Linked DNA regions of Mus musculus: region 1 is linked to region 2. Evidence: chromatin loops called from intact Hi-C (ENCODE). Cell type or tissue: gastrocnemius. All regions are shown on one strand.

Evidence for each region. Peaks named below come from ENCODE experiments on the same cell type or tissue, not always from the same donor. Only the 100,000 strongest peaks of a DNase experiment are listed, where the experiment ranks them.
Region 1: it touches region 2 in a loop (4-fold over the local background); 26 of 42 quality-filtered maps call a loop at or near these places.

The regions. Positions count from the first base shown.
Region 1 is chr11:84,260,513-84,268,512 of GRCm38, reverse strand. Acaca (acetyl-Coenzyme A carboxylase alpha) reads right to left here. Exons shown (of 54, transcript NM_133360.2): 18 at 7,755-7,889; 19 at 6,857-7,003; 20 at 5,929-6,117; 21 at 5,141-5,241; 22 at 4,386-4,474. Among named protein-coding and RNA genes, the nearest start is that of Acaca, 69 kb to the right of the region's middle. In gastrocnemius, CTCF peaks have their summits at 236 (motif pointing right) and 3,850 (motif pointing left); a DNase peak (open chromatin) is centred at 236.
Region 2 is chr11:84,800,261-84,808,260 of GRCm38, reverse strand. No RefSeq gene overlaps it. Among named protein-coding and RNA genes, the nearest start is that of Mrm1, 15 kb to the left of the region's middle. In gastrocnemius, no CTCF peak of the experiment used is centred here; DNase peaks (open chromatin) are centred at 3,688 and 4,510.

The sequences.
Region 1 (8,000 bases), 540 kb after region 2:
TTCCCAGCACCCAAATGGCAGGTCACAACCATTTGTTAACTCCAATTCCAGGGGGAATGGGATGCCCCCTTTTGGCCTCTTCAGGCATGAGGCATGTATACATGCATATACATACATTCAAACACACATTATTTCCCTTATAAAATAAAAATAAATCTTTTCTTAAATTATCTTATGTGTATGCACTGCTTTGATTGCCATGTGTTTGTACACCACATGCATGCAATGCCATCAGAGGCCAGAAGAGGGCATAAGATCTTGGGAAACTGGAGCTACAAGGGATTGTGAGCTGCCATGTGAGTACAGGAATTGAACCCAGCTCTTCAGGTAGAAGAGGAGTCAGTATGCTTAGCCACTGGGCCAACTCTCTATATTTTATTCTTCTTTTTAAACACTTATTTTTTTTAAGCCATTTCTCTAGCCCAGGAATAAAACCTCATAAATTTTATTTATATATACACATACATTATACACACACATATATGTGTGTATATGTATATATATATAATAAAATACATACTAAAATTTGAAATGCTGTTTCAGTATTTTATATATTTAAAAAAAAATCTTTTCAAGATCCTCCTGCCTCAGCCTCCCAAGTACTGAAATTACAAGTATGCACTATCAAACTCAGTTTAAAGAGAGAGAGAGAGAGAGGAAGAGAGAGAAAACTTTAAAAGATTATTACTTTAGCCAGGCAGTGGTGGCGTTTGCACTTGGAAGGAAGAGGCAGGCAGATTTCTGTGAATTCAAGAGAGCCGGTTCCAAGACAGTCAGGGCTACACAGAAAAACCCTGTCTTGAAAAGCCAGGGGAAAAAAGAAGACTAATTTAATTTTATTGTATGTACTTATGCGCCACATGTATGCAGAAGCTCAGCGTGGAGAGGAGAGGCGAGGGACCCTCTAGAACTAGAGTTGCAGGCGGCTGTGACTCTGCAGTAAGTGCTATGACTGTTGAACCGTCTCTCCAGTCATAATCACCAAACCCCCTCTTCTAAACAGGCATTTCTCAGTATCTGGCCCGACGCTGGCCTTAAATTTGGCAATCTTCCTGCCTCGGTCTCCCAAGTGACCTGCTATGTATTCTTCTTCAGAAATACTCAGGTGAATTTATAATAATTATTCTTTTGTTCTCTTTACATTTATCACTGATATATCTAACTTCTTATATCCTGGTTTTGAACCTGATTAAAAAACCAGAAGGCCTATGTATTGACTCATTTGTTTATACGTGTTCCTAGGAATCATCTATTCTCAGTGCTCCATAATATTCCACTGTGAAGATCCTAGAATTCAAAGGCCATTCATTCTATTTGTATACAGAGGGTTTCCCTCTGCTTTCTTTCTTTCTTTTCTTTTTCTACTATGACCACTAGTGACACCAACAGGCCTTATATTTTGGAGTAAGACCACTAGGCTAAAGAGCATAAATAAAAACTCAGCATTATGAAAGACTTATTCAATATGGACATGCAGTTTCCTAAGGCAATCATGCCATTTGCACTCCACTCCCAGAGACAGTATAAGATGACAATGTGATTGTAAAAATCTGTGATTTGGGCTCCTATTTCTGTGATTGGTAATGGGACTAAGCATTTTCTTGAAGTTTATGGATTATTTGTGCTTTCTCTTCTGTGAAATATCTTTTACTCTCTTTTGCCCATTTATCTATTTGATTGCCTTTTACGTACTAGTACTAATCCTGTTGCAGGTATAAATACTATAAATAGCTCCTCTTTACTTTGTGGCCCATGTTCTCGATTTTTTTGTTTGTTTGTTTGGTTTTTCGAGACAGGGTTTCTCGAGACAGGGTTTCTCTGTGTTTTTCTGTGTAGACCTGGCTGTTCTGGAATTCACTCTGTAGACCAGGCTGGCCTTGAACTCAAAAATCCACCTGCTTCTGCCTCCCAACAGTACATGGAATGAACAGAAATTCTGGAACAGACGAAAGTAATCAGTTGTTTCCTTTATATGATGTGCTTCCTGTTTGTAGTTCGATGAACTCCTCCTATCCTGCGGTTTTAAGGATATCCTAAAATTTCATACTTTTGTCTTTACTTGACTTGAAATTGGTTTTGAACATCTGAAATGAGGTACGAATGTCGGGCTCATTGTCTTGGTATTGCTACTGATGCTTACCTTTTCCTCATGATCACAATGCCCACTGTATCACGCAATGAATAGCAAGCGTACGGATTCTGGTAGTTGTGCTTCTGGTAGTTGTGTTTCATCTATAACTCTGTCCTTCCACAAATGTCACAGCTGCTTAACTAATATGGCTTTATAGTAAACCTTGGTATCTCATCTGGCAAATATTTTTTGCCTTCTATTTCTTTAGAAGCACATTTTGTTACTGTGTGAAACAGGGTCTCACTAGGGAGCCCTTCAGCTTGCTGTGTGGTGTCCAGCCTGATCTTGAATGAATAGCAATCCTCCTGCCGATACCTTCTGAGTGCGGGGATTACAACCTCACCTATTTTAGAAATATCTTAGCTATTGCCAGAATTTTGTTTAAATTTTAGAGTGGCCTTGATAAATTTCATGAAGATCCCTGAAAGGTACTTATTGGAATGTCAACAATTGACAAGTGAATTCAGGGAGAGTCAGGGTCTCTGTAACAGTGCCTGCTGTTGAGGTTGACCTAGACAGTCTTTAATATTATTTATTCATCAGGAGCTCCTCCAGAAGAGGACTGAACATTTTTGTTGTATTTGTGGCTTTATATTTCATGGATTTTAACTGAGATTTTAAGTGATATATTTTTCAAGACTGTTTTCCTAAACAATTACTGTAAAGAAGTCTTTTCTGGTGGGACCTGGTAGCACAGGCCTTGAGTCTCAACACTTGGGAATTCTATGAATTCAAGGCCAGGCTGGTCTATATAGCAAGTGGCAGGTAGCAGGGCTATAGAACGAAACCCTGTCTCAAAAATAAGTAAATAAGTTTGAAAAAATAAAACCTTTCCTGAAGTGTTGAGGACTGAACCCAGGGTCTCATGCATGACAGCCAAGTGCTCTAGTCTGGAGGTGCACCCCAGCTGCAAGTGAATATATATTCGATTTTTTTCTTCTTTTTGAGTCAAAGCCTGCCTCTGCCTCCCAAATAAAGGCACTCACCACTAAGCCCTACATGTATGATGTTTGTACTTAGAAATTTTGTTTGGTTTTAAATAATTTAGTAATAAACCTGGGGGGTTCTTTGAGCCTTCCAAGTAGACACCTAAGCACTCATGCGTCCTCAAGCCTTTTTATTTTTTTAAGACAGGGTCTCACGTAGCCAAGGCTGGCCTTGAATCTCCCAAGTCTTAGGATTTCAGCGGAAAGCCAGCTTGTTCTAGAATTTCTTAAATCCTTTTCTTAACTTTCTGCAATAGCAAGAACTCCCAGCATGGTGCTGAGTGGACACAGTGACACCAGAGCCCTTGTCCTAAAGTTGATGTTTTAAACATCTTGCCACGACGTATGACATATCACATGAAATGGCTGTGGACCTGCTAAGGGTATAGCTTAGTGATTTTTATCCCCAGCATAGGAGAAGTGGGGACACATCAACAGGAAAAATATCATGTCATTCTACACTGAATTTTGTCCAATTTCCCTCCAATTTCTTGAGATGATGAACCTGTTCATTCTCTCTTATTCTACTAGTACATGATAAATAACATCATCGGCTGTCCCTAAATTCATCAACCTGGCTTTTTTAAAAGCCTGTTAATATCTACTTGTGGAATTTAACTGCTCATGAAGGGTGGAGACATCTTTTAAATGATGCAAAAGTTAACAGAACAGAAGAGATAATGTTAGGTGCTATTTCAATTTTCTGGTTTTACACTGCCATCTTGTGGTACAATGCCATAAATGGCAGTCTGTAGCTTTAAAATCGTAACCAAGGTATTTCACTCTTAAAGAGCATCCATCATTTAGTGATGCTCTTCAGAGAAAGCCGGGGATAAATTCCACCTAAATGACACACTAAAAAGCAGTGGAGATTTTGAGCTCTTCTCATATGCCTGTGGTTCAAGCCTTGGATTAGCTGCTGAGAGGCAAGCTCTTCAGACAGGGAATTTCAATTCCAGGTTGGTCATGACTCAACTCTCACTACACACAGTCAAGCAGATGTCAATGGAGAATGCTAATCTCTCTGAGAACAATTATCTCAAGCCTTCCTCAGAAGCACACTGAAGTTCCAGCCTCTCTACTGTTGTCAGTACTCTTGTTCATGCTGGGGAAGTATGGAAGGTTTAGTTTTTAAGGGAATTAGTGAGAGAAGGAAAAGCTCGTTCATGGGAAGGAAATGTTGGTCACGGCATGAACTGCCTTTGCTCTTATGTGGTATTTCACTCAGAACTGTGACTGTCCTGAGACAGGCCTCAAGATGGACTTACCGTTCTGAAACTGTGTCTCTACTCGCAGGTACTGCCGCAGCAGATCCATCACCACAGCCTTCATGTGGCCACGGATGCCACTTCGGTACCTATGAATCAAGACAGAGCAACACCATTAAAGGAACCCAGAGGCCACACCTATTCTCCAGATTGTCCCTGAACTGTCCTCCCACTGAATACAGAGTATACCTATAGCTTATATTTTCAGGTTGAAAATTATTAATTTAAACTGTAAAGTGAAAACTAACTTCAGTACAGAGGAAAAGGAAAGTAGAAATAGCACCCCACCATCATACCACCCTGCACTCCATACCCAGATCTAACGACAGCCTGACTTAGCTCCCACTGCTGAGCAGAAGTTATAGTCATGCTTGAAATGGCTAAGGGATTTTTGAAAAGTTTTAAGTATCTTAAAAGTTGAAAATGTTCTACACAGCTTTTTAGTCAAATACCTGGATCCATAAATTAGAAAGAATGAATACCATGTTGGAGTCTCCACTAGGAGAAAAACTAAGCTCTTCATCAACATAACAAATGAAAAGAAAACAATAGAATTTTGGGGCCATAATAACTGACAGAGTATCATAAAAACAGAAATAATGAGTGAGTTCAGTCACAGATCTAAGTAGTAACAAGATGTAACAGACTTTTTGAGAAATAAAGTACTTTCTTTTTTCTGAAAGTCAGATTGAAGTAAATCTTTATGCCCAGTTGAAAACAAAGCAAGCATGAGATCTGGAGACCCACGTGACTACCTCTGCACCAGCTGGACAATGCTCTGGGTGTTCATGAAGAAGACTTCCCGCTCAGATTTCCGGTTCAGTGTAGCTGCATGACTATCTAGGATGTTGGCAATCTAAGGCATAAGAAATAAGGAAAATGAAGCTCCCCCTGCCCGCAGGCCCCAGTGCACATACCTCTGCATCAGCACCACTACCAAAGAGTCTCCTTGGTTACACCATGACAAACCCTGGGTCTGACATGTTGTCAGTACTATTAAGTTAGTACAAGTTTAGACACTTGCTAAAGAAGCAAGCATTTTCTAAACTTTTTTCACTCTTTCCCAGATAGACTAAGGACCACATCATGGAACTAAATTTAGACAGAGAGTGTGATGGGCAAGAAGCTGTCTAAGGTCAAAACCCACACCTCACTCCTGGTCCCTTTCTTGCCCACCTTTACTCCCCACCTCACCATGCATTACAGGCAAAGGACAAAGATGCCGTTGAGGTGGTCAGGAAGTGTCAGGCAAACACATTACCAATATCCTGGCTGTCAATCTCACAGAAACACGTCTAATTAGGGGCTCTCCCTGAAAGCACAGTGATATGGAATACATAGTCACAGCGCTTTCCTCACACAGTGTGAGATATTTTATAGGTCACATATAGTAACTCAGATACTGAGGCAGGTTTATGAAGGATTCAATGCTTTCGGTGGTAAAATCACAGACAATAAGGAGTAGCCAAACAGAGAGGCCTCCTAGAGCATGAACTCTAGTGGCTGCCAGGGGAAAATGATGACAGTGTTGCCCCATAAATACCTGCTGGCTGGGAAACTGACACAGGACTGATGTGATGTTGCTAGCATACTGAGCCATTTCCTTCTTAATAGACTTCTCCACATTGAGGGGGATCCGGCCAGAGACACTGGTCATGATATCCTGCAGCTCTAGCAGAGGCAAGGAGGGGTCTCTCAGAGTCTTCATCAATCTTTCTACCCAGTCTTTTACCTGTGCAGAAAGAAATAATCAAATGGGACGCAAAGGCAACACAACTCCCCAAATAAATCAGATCCTGAGTCTCCAGCACTACAGTGCTGGTGCTTCCTTTAGATTTACATATTTTACGTGAATGTGTACCACATGAGTGCCTGAGAGTTCCAGATGGTGTTGAACCATGTGCATGCTGGAATCCATCCTCTTCAGAGGAACGAGTGCTGCAACCCTGAACCAGCTCTGCAGCGCCCTGGTGCTTACTGTAAAGCTGCAGCCTAAACACCAAATACTACCCCAGTCTGTAGTTCAAAAAGGAATAATCCCAAGCAAATGACAAAATTAATAAACAAGGATTTAAAATGTTAAGTCCAGTCAGGCATGGTGGTACATGCCTTTAATCCTAGCCTTTGGGAGGCAAAGGCCAAGGTAGAGTCGGGTCTCTGTGAGTTCAAGGATTGCCTGGGCTACATAATAGTAAGTTTCAAGATAGCCAGGGCTACTTTGAGAAACGTGGGGAGATTACAAATCATATAACTTTTTGCTCCTAGAAAAAAAATTCTTCAAGAGCTGAGGGCATAGCTCAGTGGTGCAGTGATCACATAGCATGTTTGTTTAAGGCCCTGGGTTCGATCCCCAGCATCAGAAAGAGTGGGAAAATCAATCTTAAAAGAGAAAAAAATTCCTCCTGAGACTGTAAACTCCTCTGGAGAATGAACATATTTGTATATCCCCTCCCCAAGGGAGCGGTTCATACCCTGCTGCTGAAGAAAGGGTCTGGAAGGCAGTATCCATTCATCACATTGACCAGGTTATCCAGGACATAGTGGAAAACTCGATGGAGCTTCTCGCCTCTGAGAGCTGTGCTCTGGATCTGTGGTAGACTGCCCGTGTGAAGCTCAGCCTGTGGTCACAAGAGATCATCGGTCATTACCTTCTACTCTGGGCACAAAAACCACTGCAATTCAGTCACCATCAAAACTGAGACATCCCTTCATGACACACACCAATTTGGAGAAAAGTCAGTGGAAGAAACACTGAGAAGAAGACAGAATCTCAGGTTTATATTGGCTAGTGCAAGCTCCAGTCCCACAATTCTGTAGGCACAAATATAAAATTGGGAGGAACAAAAAATGATTAACAAAATGCTGACATGAAGCTAACCATGGTGGCACACACTTGTAATCCCAAAACTCTGGGAGATAAAAGACAGGAAGAACAGGAATTCAAGATGGAAACAAGGGAAGAACAGGGCCCGGGGAGATGGCTCAGTGGATTCAAGCATTAGAACCTGAGTTCAGACTCCCCAGGACCCACAGAAAAACGCTGAGTGTAGCCACACAAAGCACTGTGCTTGTTGGAGGCAGAGGGGTGAGAAGCAGGACTGCTGGGAATTGCTGGCTACCAGCCTAGCTCCAGGTTCAATAAGAAAACCCTGTCTCCAGGGAATAGGGTAGAGCGTGATAAGGCAGGACACTCAATGCCCTCTTCTGATACACATACATGCAGAGAGCACATACACACACTCTCACACATATGCAAAATAGGACGGAAGGAGGGAAAGGATGGGAGAGGACGAGGAACCAGCAAACCAAGCACCTCCAAGCTACCATGTTTTTCACCCTCGCAGCGGTTTTCAGTGCCTTCCTCCTCACCTGTTGAACTTTACTGGGGTTGTCCAGTTGCATTTTGGCTATCACACAGCCAGGGTCAAGTGCTGCTCCAGGTCGTTTGACATAATGGATGCAGCCAGATTCTACAGCTGTTAAAGTCATCACCATCTTCATTACCTGTCATGAAGATGTAAGTTAGAGCCTGATCTCCCTTTATGGACATGAACAGTTTAAAGGTCAGGTTTCTCCTATCATCTCAATTGGAAAACACTTAATTTAACACCCCAA
Region 2 (8,000 bases):
GCAGGTCCTAGCTCATTACTGGGGGGGGCTGGGGTGGAGGTGTCAGATTGGAATCACTCCTGGGTCTGTTCACAGCTTCCCTGTTTCATTAACACCTTCCCGGGGGTCTTTGGGCTCATCCTGCTGGGGGGAGCACTCCAGAAAGTTCTGACCACCTCCTACCCAGCCTGAGCACAGTGGTCCCCACCTAAAGGCCTGTGCTCCAGATGTGCACTAAGGGGTCTCACACCAGGGCAGGCTGGCCGCTGACCAGGACTCTATCGCTGCCCCCCACTCCCGAGGGTCCCAGAGGTCTGGTCAGGAGACACAGCACCTGGGGCAGCCCATTCCTTCCCCTTCCTGTCAGCCTCTCATCCAAAGGTTTCTATCAATCAATCCACCCCTAACCCCACCCCCACCCCCCACCTAGGACTGCAACCTGGTTCCTCCCTTCAGAATCCTCAGTGTGAATGTGGCTTGGACCTCAGGTCCACGTCGCACCTGCCTTCTCCTATGTGGACAAGTCTCTGGAAACTGCTTATCACTTGCTTTTTCTGTAAAATGAAAAAGCCATACGTTGCAGGGGGCTGCCCAGTGCTCTATAAATCATGAGCTTAGTCATCACTAGCAATGGCTATTATTTCACTCTGGGCAGAACAGCTCCTGGCATTACCTTCTTGCTTGTTTAGTGGACTAGGGTGGTGGAGGAAGGGTCAGGCTGGAGTCCCAGGGCTTCCAGCTCCATCAACTTCTTTCTAGATTGGAAAGGTGTGGGATGAGGGTCGGAGGGCATCACTGAGTGGGGACCAGTCTGTTCTAAACAAAGCTCTCCTCAACTGCAGCCCCAGAAGGATTTTCATGGACACTGGCTCTTTCCACCACAGAATCCCACTTGGGAGGACACCCTCACTGGCTGCTGGGGACAGGAGAGGCCAGCCCTGCTTTCTCCTTTGCTGGCTCCTTGTTCCTCAGACTTCTCTGTTGTTTACTGAGGTCTGTGGCTGTCAGAAGGGAGATTCCTTGAAAAGCAGTTGACTCTGGTTTATTATCACCCTCAGATACTTTCCACAAATGGGGCAATTTTCCTTAAAAAGAGAAAATGGAAACAGTAGGTCTGGGCTCTTCTTGCAAGTGGTTCTAGGTCCTCTGTCAGCCTCTATAGGCAGGAAGGGATTACTGGCTTTATTACGGACCTTGATGACGATGACGATGATGATGATGATGATGACGATGATGACGACGATGACGATGACGACGATGATGATTGTGTGTGTAGGTGGCTGTGAACACATATGAGGAGAGAATGCTGTGGAGTCAGTTCTCTCCCACTTTTACGTGGATCCCAAGGATTAGACTCAGGCCTGTCAGGCTTTTGCTGCAAGCAAATGTAGCTCAGCCTAGCCTCGCCTCAAGCTCACTATGTAGCTGAGGAAGACCTTAAACTTCTGATCCTCCTGCCTCCACTGTGCTGTGATTCCAGGAACACACCATCATGCCTGGCTTACACAGTGCTGGGGACTTAGTGTCTGCTTGGCAAGAGGGCTACACCCCAGTCTAGTCATTCTGTATCTAGGCCCCAGCACAGGACACCCTAGGTGTGTAAATTACCAAACAAGTGAAGGGGTCCTGAGATTGGGCACTAACATCTCCCCTTCTTATCTCTGTAGCAGGTTGGAAGGCACCACACGTTTCCCGTGGGCCGTGGCCTTTTACTTTTAGACTGAGTCAGAGGAGGTGGGTCAGCTATCTCCAGCTGCAGGTGCTTTTGATTCTGGGGGTGGGGTGGGGTGGGTCAATGAAGGGCTAAGGGAAAGCTCCACAGACTTCCAAGGCCCGAGGGCTCTGCTGAGATCATCTGCACCAGGGCATAGACAGCCCCTCCAAGAGATGAGGTGCCAGCAGGGCTGGGCAGTGTGAGAGGGGCTGCATCATGTCTGATCTGAGCCCTGAGCCCTACTCATATCCAAAGCACTCTCACCTTGGTGGCTTTGAGACCAAGAGCAGGAGCCTATAGTGATAGTGGTGTTTGTGATGCTGATGGTTATGGGGCTCACACCCTTACTAAGGTTCTCCGGTACTCACAAGATGGCTGTTAACTCCGTTTGGCTTGCAGATGGGAAACCACACTTGTCCATGGTCATTCTATGCAATCCAAAGAGTTTGGAAGGGACCAAGAGATTGGTAGGGACAGAGAATGAATCCTCTAGCCTAGCACCACTTAGGAGGCCTGCTGCTGAGAGTCACCTTTCGTCTCTACAACCCCCTACACCTAGTCAGCTTTCATCTCTAGCCCCCAACACCTAGTCGACCTTCATCTCTAGCCCCCTGCACCTAGTCAGCCTTTATCTCTAGCCCCCAACAGTATGGATGAGCTCCGAGCTGATATCTCAATGCCTGGGTGGGATACCTCCCCACCCCTGAAACTTCTCACTGGACTGTGCATGGGATTGCACCAGGTCATAAGACCTGCAGTGACATCTTGGATCCACTGTGGGATATAGTAAACAGTTTCAGTCCCCTGGAGGACCCAGATATGTGTGCGAATCCTGGCTTTACTCCTGGTTCTCCTTCCCTGGAGTCTCCTTGTGAACTAGAACTTTCTCCCAGGGCCAAACTGCCATTTTTCTTTTTCTTTTTTTTTTTTTTTTAAGATTTATTTATTTTTATTATATATAAGTACACTGTAGCTATCTTCAGACACTCCAGAAGAGGGAGTCAGATCTCATTACGGATGGTTGTGAGCCACCATGTGGTTGCTGGGATTTGAACTTCAGACCTTCAGAAGAGCAGTCGGGTGCTCTTACCCACTGAGCCATCTCACCAGCCCCATTTTTCTTTTTCTTTTCTTTTCTTTTCTTTTCTTTTCTTTTCTTTTCTTTTCTTTTCTTTTCTTTTCTTTTCTTTTCTTTTCTGTTCTCTTCCGCCCTCCCTCTCTTTCTTTCTTTCCTCCCCTCTCTTTCTTCTTCCTCCTCCTTCACTTCTTGTCTTTCCCAGAGGCCTTCTATTCATTGGCCAGCTTCTTACCCTGCCTCTGGTTTCTGGTGATCTCATCCTGTCTGCCTGCCCTATCCTGTTACTAGGGCTCCCTGGGGCTGCCCTCTCTCTGGGCCCATGGCCACACTCTCTGCCTATCCCTTGTCTCTTTTATTTTCTCCCCTGGTTCTCATTACCCCAGGGGCTGATCAATAGCAGCCGCCGGTTATTGATCTGGGTGGGCATCCAAGTGTGGTTGCCCCAGGCCATTATTGATGGAAAGAATCGGTATTGGGGCTGGGGTAGAGTGTGGCTAGGAGCTGGGGACCATGGGGGATGGAAGTGGGGCTCCCTCTCCCCTGCAGGGACTTAGCAGTGGGACTTCTTAAAGGCTCTGCCAGGTGAGAGTGCAGGCAGAGCGCTTCTGTGGACAGAAGGTCAAGGCTTAGCTCATGCTAACAAGTACTTACTGAGCACCTACTGCGTGTCACAATCTCACTTCATCCAATCAAAAAAAAAAAAAAAAAAAGGAGGGAGGAATACCAGGGTGTGGTATCCAGGTATCCTTCTGGGGCTCACAAGGCCAATCAAGTCCAGTCCATAACCGGTCTAGGGTGGAAGGGAAGCCTGAGGCAAGAGACTCAGTTTATAGCCAAGCCATAAGCCACAAAGGACCACTGTCCCATTGATACTGACCTTGATATTGGGCATGACCCAGGCAGGCCCTATGCCAGATGGCTGGCCCACTGCCAACGCAGATCCCATTCTCTGCAGTCTTATCAGCTAAGTATACACTGGCCAATGCTAAATGCACCTACCTGGGCCATGTAGTGCATGATAGGAGCAGAGAAGGTATTTATAAGCCTTCCCCACCTCAGCTCCCCAAATTCCAACTCTAACGGCCCCCCAAAGTCTATCGTGTGTACCATTTCAAGAGAATACATAGGGACATGGATGGGTAGAAGACCGTGGGGTAGCCTCACCTAGCTCTTGGCCTTGAGAGAGAGCCACAGGGTTGGGTCCATCCCAAGTCAAGCTTTTACCCCAGGCTTGACTTGGATGGACCCAAGGGCCAGGGCCACGTATCACTGGGGTTTGCTGCAGACTTAGCCATATTCCATATATGCACATACTTATGGATGCTCAGAGGCCCATGCAAATAGGCATGACATGCAGGCAGACAGGAATAAACCTCTCTGCCTAAGCCCTGTAGGAAGACAGGGACCCCCAGATAAGTTGCTCTCTCTCTCTCTCAAAATCCATGACATGCCCACGGTCTTACTGCCCTAAAGAGCCAAGTTAGGTCACCCTCACACCCATGTCACCTGCCCCCCTTTAGATGTTCTGCTGGTAGTTGAAGGACTGAGATGGGAGGGGAGCAAAGGCAAAGGGACCTCAGAATAGACTCAGCAAATCTGGGAAAAAAAAATCAGTGTCCTTACTGATTTTCACTGGATGTTTCTCCAGGACAGGCAGGGCCATCTCTGACGGCAGAGCTAGGAGGGCCTAGGGATTAAGAGTCAATTTCATAGCGACAGAGAGGCAGATGGCCAACAGACAGGCGGGGTGTCAAGCTGCCATCTTTCTATGTCCAGGGAGAGACCTGAGCTGGCTTGAGTGTCTGCAGTGGCTCAAATGGTTTCAGAATGAGGACTCCTGGTCCTCAGAAAAAGACGAGGGTCGTAGGGAGCAGTCACAGAGTATCAGGATGTGTGCAGCCACTATGGTCCCTGGCTTTGAGGGAGAGGTGGTGCTCTGTGAGTTAATTCTGATCACTATAGTTTACTGAGGACCGGACAGTTCTTCAGAAAGCCTTGGAAAGGTCAGCCTTTTGCAAGCTTCAATGATTGAGCCTCTAGATCATTATAGCACCTTGTTCAAGTGAAGAAAACGAGAATCAGAGACATTAAAGAACTTGCCCAAAGCCACGTAGCTGGTAGGTGGGTGGTGGAGGCAGCCCCTGAACTACAGTCCACTGCTTCTAATGCCCAAGCGTCCTCCATTCTGCCACAGGCAGCCCCTGGCAGGCCCTAGAGGTGCCAGCATTCTCATCTCTTTACTCTTCCAGCCCAGGTTGCCCTAGGCAGCCAGCCATGATCCTACTCACCCCACTGAACTCTTTTTTTTTTTTTTTTTCTTTCCAGACAGGGTTTCTCTGTGTAGCCCTGGCTGTCCTGGAACTCACTTTGTAGACCAGGCTAGCCTTGAACTCAGAAATCTGCCTGCCTCTGCCTCCCAAGTGCTGGGATTAAAGGCATGTGCCACCACGCCCATCCTGGCTGAACTCTTAAAGCCATTTTCCTTAGAGAATGATAGAAGGGACCAGAGGCGATAAGCCCACCCTTCATATACGTAGCCTGTGCAACATCTTACTCAACTGAGTCTTTGCACTCCCCCAGTGATGGGAAGCTCGATACACCTTAACTCACCCATCTTAGCTCCAGCATTTCGTGGCATTTGTAAGCAGGCTCCACTCTAGCAACTTGAGTTGCTCAGGGGTGTGTCTGCAGGGGTGTGCTCTGAATGTAGCCTGCCCCACCTCCTGTCCCATCCTTGCACAGGGGTGTCATACAAGTTCATAGATGTGCATGTATGTTCTCCCTACAGCTTTTGCCCAGGAGCTGGAGGCGGCTCTCTGGGTACCAGGGACAGGCCAGATTTATGGTGCTGGGAGAAATATTTAGGCCTGAGTCAGTTTGGTTGTGTTAATTATGGAAATCTAAAGATAATCTATATTTAATGCTGAATTTTGTCAAATTTGCTAAAGAATTAGGGGAGCGTGTGCAAATAGTGACACTTCAATGAAGAAGAAGGTGCAATTAAACTCTGAAATTTACAGTGGAATAATTGGAGAGCATGACAAATATAGTTATCAGCAGCAACTAATTAGGGGTCTGCTCGAGGTTTCTGGGCTTGATTAATCTCGCCTGGATGTTAATAAGTTACATGGGGCAGATGATACTGGTTGCAGCTTCCTTCTTTCATTCTCATTTAGACCAGTCGGTATGGTAATGTGATCCATACCATTCATCCCTTGGGCCAGCCTGGTCTAAGGGGAAAATCGGGGTGCTGATGTCTCTTTGCTGAGGCCCACCTTTCCGGGTAAGGATCTGGTGAGTGAACACCTTGGCTATCCTCTCCTCACACCTCAATGGATTAGTGAATTCTTTTCTTTTTCTTTTCTCCTTCTTCCTTCTTCCTCCTCCTCTTTCTCCTCCTCCTCCTCTTTTCTTTTTCCTCTTTCTCCTCTTTTTGCCTTTTTTTTTTAGATGGGCTCTCACATAGTTCAAACCTCCCATGTAGCTGAGGCTAGCCTCAAATTCCTGATCCTCCCATTTCTGCCTCCCATGTGCTGGGATTTCAGGCATGTACCACCATGTCTGGCATGGTTGGCAAATTCAATGTCTCACTTGAGGTTTGTTGGAACTGAAGGAGAGGGGATGCAAAGCCAAGTCTTAGGGGCTCGCTGAGTCCAAATAGGTCGTCTGCCCCCTTGTACAGACGCAGCTCAGCCCACGTGTTCTCTCTTCTTATCTGTGCAGGAAGGGACACTCAATGGCTCCCAGCTGACCTGCTATAGAATCCACACACAGCTTCTTGGTTCCAACACCTCTCTCCCTACCTACTTCAGGACATGGCTGGCTGGAGTCTGGTCCGTGAGCCGTTGATTAAAGTTTAGACGGGAGCTGAGCTGCTTGCTTAGCTGAAGCATGGCTGCCAACTGAGCTGCTGGTGAGCCCAGCTGTGGAGCCAAAACTACCTCTTCCTTGCTCTGTCTCCCTCCACATCTCTTCCCAGGCCTAGTGGCTCTCTCGGCCCTGCTGCTTTGGTCTCCCTACAAGAGCCTCCCCACCTTTCAGAGGTCTCTGTGTGACTAATTCCCATGACTCCTCTCTTCCACCACCTACCCTTTCCTTAGGTGTGCTCTCGCCTGCCAGGGTCCCCGAAGCATCCTCTGAGGAAGAGGGATGTGTCTGTCAGCTCCGTGAGTGGGTCCTCTCCTGAGCAGTCCCTGCTGCTACCTCTTGACTCTGTGATATCACCTGGCACAGGCCAAGGAGAAGCTGGCAGCCATAGCTGAGACTTGTGAGCGTGGAGAAGTTGGTCTTTGTGTCTTCCGTACATCAGGTGCCTCGAAACAGGACTTCTGTGTGAGGACGGCACAGGAGGCCGAGAGGCTGCTGTACCTGCCAGGAGGGGTGTTGGAGGAGGAGAGGGGCCTCCTAAGAGGAGAAGGGCAGCTTCTTGACAGCTTTAGTTTCTCTTTCTGCTTTGGGTCTGAAGAACTTTGGGGTCAAGTGTGATTATTTTTTAATTACATTTATTTGTCTATTATTTGGGGGATGGCCCATGCACCACACTGTGCAAAGTGGAAGTTTGAGGACAAATGAAGGAGTTCTCTCCTTCTACCACCTGGGTCCTGGAGACTGAGCTTAGATTATTAGGCCTGGTGTCTTAGTCAGGGTTTCTATTCCTGCACAAACATCATGGCCAAGAAGCAAGCTGGGGAGGAAAGGGTTTATTCAGCTTACACTTCCACATTGTTGTTCATTACCAAAGGAAGTCAGGACTGGAACTCAAACAGGTCAGGAAGCAGGAGCTGGTGCAGAGACCATGGAGGGATGTTCCTTACTGGCTTGCTTCCCCTGGCTTGCTCAACCTGCTCTCTTATAGAACTCAAGACTACCAGCCCAGAGATGGTCCCACCCACAAGGGGCCCTCCCCCTTGATCACTAATTGAGAAAATGCCTTACAGTTGTATCTCATGGAGGCATTTTTCCAACTGAAGCTCCTTTCTCTGTGATAACTCCAGCTGTGTCAAGTTGACACAAAACTAGCCAGTACAACTGACCCCCTTGTCAACATGACATACAAATACATCACTAGTAAGCCTCAACCCTTAGTTCTTATTCATCCCCAAGATCTTAAATAAATTTAAAAGCCCCACAGTCTTTACATATTAAAAGTTCAATCCTTTTAAAATATCCAGTATCTTTTAAAATTCAAAGTACTTTAAAATTCAAAGTCTCTTAACTGTGGACTTCACT